Linked DNA regions of Mus musculus: region 2 is linked to region 1. A link is a loop called in an ENCODE intact Hi-C map of the cell type or tissue named here. Cell type or tissue: left cerebral cortex. All regions are shown on one strand.

Region 1 (5,000 bases):
CTTTAGGTGGCAGGTATCAAGGTTGCTTTAAACTGTCCAACATATACCTGATACAGATGGCTAATGAGAAAGGAGAGAGCAAAGATGCAGTTAAAGGGGCAGGGTGTGAGCTGTTCTTTGGGAAGAATACCTCCTGGCTGGCTTTCTATCTATGTACTGAGGGGGTCCTGTGATCAGTTGAACTCCAGGTTCTTGGTGGCTTTATTAAATAACTGAGAAAGTGCACATAGTTGATAGCAGCAGTTTTTATTTAGAAAAGAGAAAAAAGAAAAAAGAAAAAAGGCAAATACATTATAGGGAAAAGGCAGGTTTTGAACAACATGACTTTAGAACCCTAGTTATTTTTCAGGGTTGTCTCTTATGAGTTTACATGGAGAGGAACTGATCCCCAGGGGCAGGAACTAGGTGGATCCTTTCCCTGACTGGCAGCTGGATTGTTATAGAACTTTGGAGGTTCTCTCTCTGTCTTTCTGTCTCTCTGTCTGTGCCTGTCTTTCTCTCTCTCTCTCTCTCTCTCTCTCTCTCTCTCTCTCTCTCTCTCTCTCTCTCTCTCCCTCCCTCCCTCTCTCTCTCTTTCTCTCTCTCTTCCTCTTTCTATCTCCCTCTCTGTCTCCCTCTCCCCCCTCTCTCTTTTCCCCCATCTCTCTGTGCTATACATTCCATGCTTTTAAATCACTATAATCCCCACCATGCATCCACGTGTGATGGTAAATAGGACTTTCCCCTGACAGGTTGCTTTTAAGAACAGACTTGTATTATTTATAGTAAATGCCCTTCTGCCAAGGGCAGTTCTGGCTTAAGCTAGCCTTACTTATCTCTCTACAAGGAAATACTTGACCAAAATTGCTCATGCATGGGGAGGAGCTGGGTGTTGTCCTATTGGAAAGGATTGGACACTGTTTATTGTTGAGACTTGTCAAGGTTAAGATTAGCTTTCAAAGTATTGAAAGGTGCTTTGCAAGTAGCCAACAAGGGAGAGCAATTTATAACCCATGTAGCTGTGACACCTATGAACAATTAGTCACCAGCATGGAACCATATCCCTAAAAGTGCCATAGTGGTTGTCTTAGTTATGGTTTCATTGCTGTGAAGAGACATGACCACAGCAACCCTTATAAAAGAAAACATCTAATTGGGGCTGACTTACAGTTTCAGAGGTTTAGTCCATTGTTATCATGGCAGAAAGCATGGCAGTGTGCAAGCTTGGTGCTGAAGTTGCTGAGAATTCTGCATCCTGATCCAATGGCAACAGAAGGAGACTATGTGCCACACTAGGCCAGCTTTACACACCTTTAATGCTCTTGATAGGGGCCTTGCTGCACATTAGCCACATCAGAGATGCTGAGTACAAAAGAAAGCCATTAACAGCACTGCATAACACAAAAAAATAAAAAATAAAAAGTAGCTTTCAATTACATCAGTTAATTAAACACTGCATAACACACAATCTTTTTTTAAAGTCGCTTTCAATTACAGTTTGGTACTTTCATTATTTTCCATCATAAATGTTGAAGAATTTTCTCCTCATGGAGGGAGGGAGGAAAGGGTGTGGAGTCTACCCAAATGCTCAGAGTGGCTCTTCAGCCAGGAAGCTCACTGTCTGGGAAGTTGGTCTTCAGGCTCACAGCGTGGCAAGGAGCTTCCTGGGATGACATGGAATCCAAAAGTCAGAGTAAGGTTAGTTTCACTGCAAGCTGTAGAACACTGTTGTGTGTCTCACTCGCTGCTCTCTGCTTCATGTGTTCACCAAACAGTGATGACAGTCACTGCCCCAGACCAAAGCAGCGGGTCTCAGTAGACCACGACTTGGTGCTCCAGGGCAGGTGGAATCCCTAGGCAGAATCACTCCAAGTGCAAACAAGCTGTTTCTAAGAACCTAGAGTCACCAGGTTGGGGGAGTTGGCATTAGACACACCTTCATTCTGTGAATTACTCTGGACTCTGTGGGGGGGGGGCGGGGGGGGAGGCATCTCTCAGATTAAAGTGCCTGGTTATTTGTTTGTTTCCAAGTTAAAACATCCTGACCCTGACTATGTGCCACTATAGTGCCACTTCCTATGGCCAATTATTTTAGCACATGAATCTCTGGGGCTATACTTATTCAAACCGTATAGCTTGGTGTAAACCATAGCTGTCTAATCGGACTCAACGCCCACTCAGCAGGAGGGAAATCATGCCTGACACTGTGAACCTAGCCAACATCTTGTAGCTAGTGAGGTCATGGATCTTAGAGGAGAATCTATTACTGCCACTTTCCTAAACTAGTATAATTCCTAACTGTACTCTCAATATTTAACTTCACACACACAGATAGGTATGGCTCTCACATCTCACCCAAGAACCTTCTCTTTGCAGCAGGGATTATTACAGAAAAATCACAACTGATCAAAGTACAGAAAACAACTGATCACAAGGTACTCAGCCCCAACTCATAAATATACAATACAACCCTATACTGGTGGCTCAGGAAAAACTGTGTCATTGGGGACAGAAAGATTGAATCACCTAGAAAACCAGGAAATCAGTTGTGAGATTGTGTCTTCTGGTATGACATGGGAGTCATGAAATCTCAATAATATGGTTGACCAAACAAGACCTGAACTATGACATGTACCAGTTAACAAGCCAATGTAATTGGAAGAAATCTAATGAGGTCCCACCCCTAGATGAAGACCTATAGACAATTAATGATTTCTTAGAGAGGGAGAATCTGTTTTCCCAGGAATGTGCCCCCTAAAATACAGAGAGACATAGAAGACATTAAATCGAGTTAGCTTATATGTATGTAAACATTATTTTACATTTCATTGTAACAAAAATTTAAGAAGATATTAACATATATAACAATAATAATGAAAGAAAAAGAAGCTATGGATTTTAAAGGGAGTGGGTGATAGAACATAAAAGGAGTTAAAAATCTATAATTATCTGCAGGAATTGAGGTTTTCCTTATTCTTACCCGCCTCAAGATGGCACCAGTGTTCCTGGAAGGTCTCCTACTTTTAGAAACCCATACTGCTGCTCATTGGCCTTTTCTAGAGCACAGAATCTAACCCTTTACTTTTGCAGAGCATGTTTTATAATCAGAGATGGTATAAAGAAAGTGAGTATTTAGATACAGACAAGTATATAACTTGTTAACATCGGGTTATTGAAAGCTATTTGTCTGTGTAAGGATGGCGGTAGAGGGACCTTCAAGATCTTGTCAGTTAAAAGAGGCACCTTTGGCTGACTTAGCTGTTACCTAACTGTCCTGATTCCTGGGAATGTCAGAGGTGCCATAGTGGTGCCTTAACGTAAGCGATTACTCCTGTATTAGTTACATTTGGGTCACTATGATAAAACACCATGACTAATGCAAGAGTTTTTTTGGGCTTAGGGGAAGTTAGTAATGGTGGAGTGAAGACAGCAGGGTGCTGAAAGATTACATCAATAACTGCATGTCAAGAAAAGAGAGTGAGTTGGAAGAGGGGTGACTCTATGAACTCTCTAGACTACCCCTGTGATGTGCTTCCTCTATCAAAGCTGCACCAACTCCCCAAACATTACCAGCCACTGAAGATCAAGTGGTCACATACACAAGCCTGTGGGGGATATTTCGCATTCAAACTCCCGCAACTAGGTCAGTTTTAACAAATGGTAAGCAACATTGGGCATCTGGATTGTACAGATGTGGCTGCCATTTTGTCCATTAAGGACTAGACAAGGTAGAATGTGACAAATGAAAATTGGTTCTGCTCTTCACAAATCAAGGAGTCGAGTGTGGCTACACTAGGAAGTAAATAAGTTAATTCCCAATGTTAACTTTACTTGAGCCCTGTGCTGTCAGAAACCATCACAGTTAAGAAATCCTGTAAGCATTTTGAGTTCATGAAACAATGAACAGGAAATAACTTCCCTGGGGCTTAAGACTTTTAAGTACGATTGGCTCTCCATTCTGTCAATGAATTCCAACCGTCTTAAAGTTTTCTTCCTGGTGTTCCTGTGACAAGTCCAAGAGTATACAGTCTCCAAGAGTATCACTTCCACACTCCCATCCTTTGTCTCATGATTGATTACCTGAGATTATGGCTTTAGTTACACATACAGAGACATTTTCCCTTCAACTAATAGAGACTTGCCGCATTGCAGAATCCTGACTCTGTCATCTCACTTACACTTGTCTGGGCCTCCCCATGAAAGGCCTGGCAGGGTCTTGCCAAGACACTGCAATGTTCTATTTCAACTGCCTGGACAAAGTCCATTTCCTTATCTTTGCCTTTGGCAAAGCTTGCAATAGTAATCCTTACTGACTGTGGGTGGGTAAGGGTTAACCTTGGCAGAAATGAAGCTTCCCTTATTTATTGCTTCTGAAGTTTGTTACAGAATTTAGAATGGGTGTTCTTGTAAAACTTGCAAAATACATTATTCCCACCTAACTTTCCTCTTCTCTTTGCTTTGGTAAATCTGAGTTACCACATTTTCAAAGCTCGTTGGATACCAGTACATCTCTTGGCCCCAACTCTGGTCTGTCTTAAGATCACCCTTAGTAGGCACTGCTGTCCTTCTTACCTGCCAAGGTGCTGACAGTGTTTGAAAAGGGCAGAAATTCTTAATACAGAAATTCTCTAAATGTTTTAAAGGTGGAGTGAGGGCACAGAACTGATCTGACAAACGTTGGAAGGCTTTGCTCTACAGCCAGTCAAACATTGCTCTCCACATTTGCATTTTACTCAGCACTATCATTCTGTTTTTCTACAAACCTGTTTATCCTCTGAGTAATTGTCTTATGGAAGAAATATGTATTTCTTTCATTTTATTTGTCACAAAATTAAAACACCTCAATCACACCTCTATACTACCCTAAAAGACATGCTTTATTCAAAATAGAATTCTACACGTAGCAAGGAAAGTTTTCTTTTCTTTTGGTTTCTGTTCTGTTTTTGTTACTGAAAGAGCAGTCTAGAGATTGGTAAACACTCCTCTGTGTGACCTTCATTGCATCAAGTCTATGTTGTGGA
Region 2 (5,000 bases), 350 kb after region 1:
AATGGAGTACTACTCAGCTATTAAAAACAATGAATTTATGAAATTCCTAGGCAAATGGTTGGACCTGGAGGGCATTATCCTGAGTGAGGAAACCCAATCAAAAAGAACTCAAATGATATGTACTCACTGATAAGTGGATATTAGCCCAGAAACTTAGGATACCCAAGATATAAGTTACAATTTGCAAAACATATGAAACTCAAGAAGAACCAAGACCAAAGTGTGGACACTTTGCCTCTTCTTAGAATTGGGAACAAAATACCCATGGAATGAGTTACAGAGTCAAAGTTTGGAGCTGAGACAAAAGGATGCACCATCTAGAGACTGCCATACCTTTGGACCCATCCCATAATCAGCCTCCAAATGCTGACACCATTGCATACACTAGCAAGATTTTGCTGAAAGGACCCAGATATAGCTGTCTCCTGTGAGACTATGCCGGGACCTAGCAAACACAGAAGTGGATGATCACAGTCAGCTATTGGATGGAACACAGTGCTCCCAATGGAGGAGCTAGAGAAAGTACCCAAGGAGCTAAAGCGGCCTGTAACCCTATAGGTGGAACAACAATATAAACTAACCAGTACCCCCTGGAGCTCATGTCTCTAGCTGCATATGTATCATAAAATGGCCTAGTTGGCCATCAGTGGAAAGAGAGGCCCCTTGGTCTTGCAAACTTTATATGCCCCAGTACAAGGGAACACTAGGGCCAAGAAGTGGGAGTGGGTGGGTAGGGGAGTGGTTGGGGAGGGTATGGGGGACTTTTGGGATAGCATTGGAAATGTAAATGAAGAAAATACTTAATTAAAATAAAATAAAAAATTAAATAATAATAATAATCATAATCATCATCATCATCATCATCATAATAATAATAATAATAGAATTTGCTATATCCATGCACTCACATTGGGCAGGTCACAACCACCTGTTACCTCCAACACCAGGGGTCTGGCCCCCTCATTTGATGTTCCCAGGCATCTGCGTGCCCGTGAGGCAACATACATGTAAATACACACACACACACACACACACACACACACACACACACACACATTTTCTTTTAAAGCAAAAGAAGGGCCAGGGGTGGTGGCACATGCCTTTAATCCAAGCACTTGGTAGACAGAGACAGGTGGATCTCTGTGAGTTCAAAGACAATCCAGGGCTCTGTTACATAGAGAATCCCTCTCTTAAAAACCACCACCACCACCACCACCACCACCACCACCACCACCACCACCACCACCATCACCACCACCACCAAAACTTGTTAAGTGGCTCTTTCTTTTTCTAAGGGAAAACTGTGATCAGAATATATTGTAAAATATATATATATATAGTTAATAGGAGCTCTATGTCTGCATTTTTTCAGAGAGATGGGCAAGATGGACAAACACATAACTTCACTATCAATCCATTGTTCTTTTGAATCACATTTTAAATTTTTTCTGCTGTGTGATTTTACAAAGAAGCTATATCACATTTCCTTACAGACACACACACACACACACACACACACACACACACACACACACACACTTGCCTTGAATTTCTCACTGTCTCAATATTCCTTTGGTTAGAGCATTGTTTTCTATTGACAGTTGCTTAGCATGACGTACAGTTCCTGGTTACATTCCCCCAGTCATTAAAGTACCTGCTGCGAAGTTTCTATTTTTAAGAATAGACATTTCAGGCTGAAGTGGTGGCTCAATGGAAATCACACTTACCATGTAAGTGTGAGGGCCAGACTTGACATCCCCAGACTCACACAAATCCTGGACAGCCATGGCAACTGCTTATAATTTTACCATTCATAAGGCCCGGAATCCAGGGCCATCTTGCTAGCTAAGCAAGCCTACTTGGTGAGGTTTGGTTTCACTGAGAGACCCTGCCTCAGTAAATAAAAGCGGCGATCTATCAAGGAGAACATGTGATATCAACATGTCCTTTAGATGCACGTGTGTGCTCTCACACATAAACACACAAAAGGATGAAACTTTGTAGAGAAGAGAGAGGAAAAAGGGAGACATTGTAACCTTAGGAAATCCCAAGGTCAAACAAAGATGGGACGAGAGCACAGAGAGAGGTGGGCTCAGCAAAAAAAGTATGGCAAGTCTCATCTGTGTCACATGTGAGATTAAAAAATCTGTGTCTAGCTAACCTGGAAATCAAGGTAAACATGGAGACTGTTGCCTTCTGTACCTCTCTTTGTGACAACTAGGGTAATTTCTGTCACAAATCGATTTGTGGCAGAGGAAGAATCAAGGGAACTCTTCTTATAAGTCTCCAGGACCGTGATTCTTGTTCTAACACATACTTGTATAAGCATTTCAGATTTGATACTAGCTATGCTAGACAACACAACTCTACTGCGGAAAGAGGTTTGATGTCTGCGATTTTACAGATGGATCCACTCTGGATGTAAACTAGATCTCACTTTGACTTTTCCAAAAAAATAACATTTCAAACCTTCATTTTAATCATCCCCTCAGGATACAGATTCCCTTATTTAGTGACAGATTAAACCAGTAGCCATCGAGATTTCAGTCCATTTAAAATGGCTACAGTTGGCTACTGCAGCCAAATCATACATTTAATATCCCTTAATTTCCAGATCAAATTTCACAAGGCTCCCTATCAATATGTCTGCTTCCACCCACATTTCAGAACTTTTCAGAAGCCAAATGATGCCCTGCCCTGATTTATGTGTACCTGGACACCCAGAGGCTTCTCTGCTCTCCATCAGTCTTTAAAGTCCAGGAAACATACCTGAAAAGAACTGCAGTGCAGTGAGTTAGAACAAGCTTGGAGTTTTCTGTTACAAAGCAAGCTGCGTGACCTGATACATGCTGTGGGTCTGGTGGTGGAGTGATTTCACCTTAGACTCAGCAGCCCCTGAGTTCTGCTTTGTGCTTTTCCAAGTCATGAATATACCCTGAAAAGACTTTTCCCTAAAGCACTACTCCAGGGGAAGGTCAAGATGTACTTCGCTTACATTGACACTTCTTCCCCCATCAATGTTAGGTGATGTTGTATTGGCTTGTATTTTATACTATTAATTTACAGAGTCAGAAGCCTTTGTAGCCCCATATAATACACTTAAATATGATGACTATAACATCTTCTCGATATTAATTAGGTGAACCTCCAGGCTTATAAAAAGGATCAAGTCTTCCTTGTCAGTTGACACGAGGCTTCCTTCCATGGCTTGCTCTGGCCAATAAAACGTGTTTAGAAATATCAGCAAGCAGTCTTGAGTGTGAGAGCTATGTTTTGTATTTTGTGGTTTTACCATGATGCTTTTTCCACAGCTCTTGACCCACAAGCCCCAGAGAGAATGGTTCTTGAGCCTGGGTGGGCTCCAGATGCAAGACCCACAGCTGATCTGTGAGTGTTACACACAATGGACGAGAAAGGAAGTGCTGATGTTGCAAGCTATTCAGATTTGGAAGTGGGGTATCTTTTTACCCACAGTATAATTCAGTCCCAGGTGAATAAGGTAATTAGCATTCCTTTTAGTAGCAGAAAACTATTTTAAGAATAGAAGGAGAAAGAATAGGAAGAAAAAAAAGAATAGAAGAAAAGTCAGTCACCAGGAGTAAAATGTTACAAGCTTTAAGATTCTTGGTTTAGCATCTTCTTAAGTCCTTGGTAGGATATTGGATGCCTATGGTTAGAGGCACCTGATAACCTTTTTTCTTCTTCTTGCCAGGATGAATAGGTCTGAAATTTTAATACCCCCCCCCTTTATAGCCCACCAGTAAGCTAGCACTATGGGCTTCTCTGGTAGGGGTTTATATTGTTGGAAGACAATTGGAAGAATGGATTGTCTGAATTTGTAGTGGTGCTCACAGTAATGATTGGGTGTGACATTCCCAACAGAATTACGGCCAAGTACAGAGAAATAACTAAAGTGAACTATCTAGTCAGGCACAGTTGAGACACACTCTATATCAAAGGGTAATGTCATTTTGGCAAGTCAGCAATTACCTAAAAAAACGAGACTGAATGTGGTGCAAGCGAGAACTTCCTATCTTCGGTAAAGCATGAAGACTTTGGTTTTGAATTCAGGCACACCTCTCATAACTTAAACTCTGCATTTTAATGTCCGCTGTTGTCTTTGGAAGCCACGTGATGAATGGGTATGTCCTTCAGCCAGTCCGCATTTAAATTCAGGGTACATGGTAAATGCATGCATCTTTCTGCCCCTCTGCATTTAAAGATTTCCCCGTAGCTTATTAGTGGCTCGTCCTTGGGAGCTGTTTACTGTTTCTCAATGTCAATGTCTTCTGTTGAAATAAAGGGGCAGTGATAGCACCTGACTCAGGTCATTGCAAAGATAAAAGGAATCAATGAATACAAAGTCTGGTAAAAAAGCCTTGGGTGCTTAAATAATGTAAGCTATCATCACAGGGATGCATCTTTCTCTCTCTCTCTCTCTCTCTCTCTCTCTCTCTCTCTCTCTCTCTCTCTCTCCCTCCCTCCCTCCCTCCCTCCCCCCCTCTCTGTTCCTCTTCCTTTTTCAATTTGTTATGCAACTTGAAGTAGCAGCAACTGAAGATGTTTCACGAATTAGCTACTTCAGGTCAATATCTTCTTGTGAGACCACTGGAGTCAAGAACAATGTGTAACCAGCAGCTACTAGGACAATGCATAGCAGCTGGGGTAACGTGCTCATCATTTAGTTATTTGGGTTGAAGTTCTAATTGCAACGTGACTTCCTTGTTTTCTATACCAGGACTTCTTTCTGAACCTTGAAAACTGATTTTACAAAACAGATACTAGACAATAAATCCTATCACATAGAAAGGAGAAGGTCTCAACCTCTGTGCTCCTGAAAAGATGGCTGTTTTTCAGACAGCTATATGAGCCCCTTTCTCTTCACATAGCTGCTATTGCTTTTAAGAGCCATTTTGAATGTTGCAAAAGCATATTAGTTTAGTATCAAATAATCAGTTTGTTCCTCTATCCATATGTATATATACATATGTATATATACA

The links. Peaks named below come from ENCODE experiments on the same cell type or tissue, not always from the same donor. Only the 100,000 strongest peaks of a DNase experiment are listed, where the experiment ranks them.
Region 2: it touches region 1 in a loop (7-fold over the local background); 3 of 42 quality-filtered maps call a loop at or near these places.

What each region holds. Positions count from the first base shown.
Region 1 is chr2:136,834,072-136,839,071 of GRCm38, reverse strand. No RefSeq gene overlaps it. Among named protein-coding and RNA genes, the nearest start is that of Gm46767, 4.0 kb to the right of the region's middle. In left cerebral cortex, a CTCF peak has its summit at 2,959 (motif pointing right); a DNase peak (open chromatin) is centred at 3,008; H3K27ac peaks cover 243 bases.
Region 2 is chr2:136,486,480-136,491,479 of GRCm38, reverse strand. No RefSeq gene overlaps it. Among named protein-coding and RNA genes, the nearest start is that of Gm32546, 2.6 kb to the right of the region's middle. In left cerebral cortex, no CTCF peak of the experiment used is centred here; no DNase peak of the experiment used is centred here.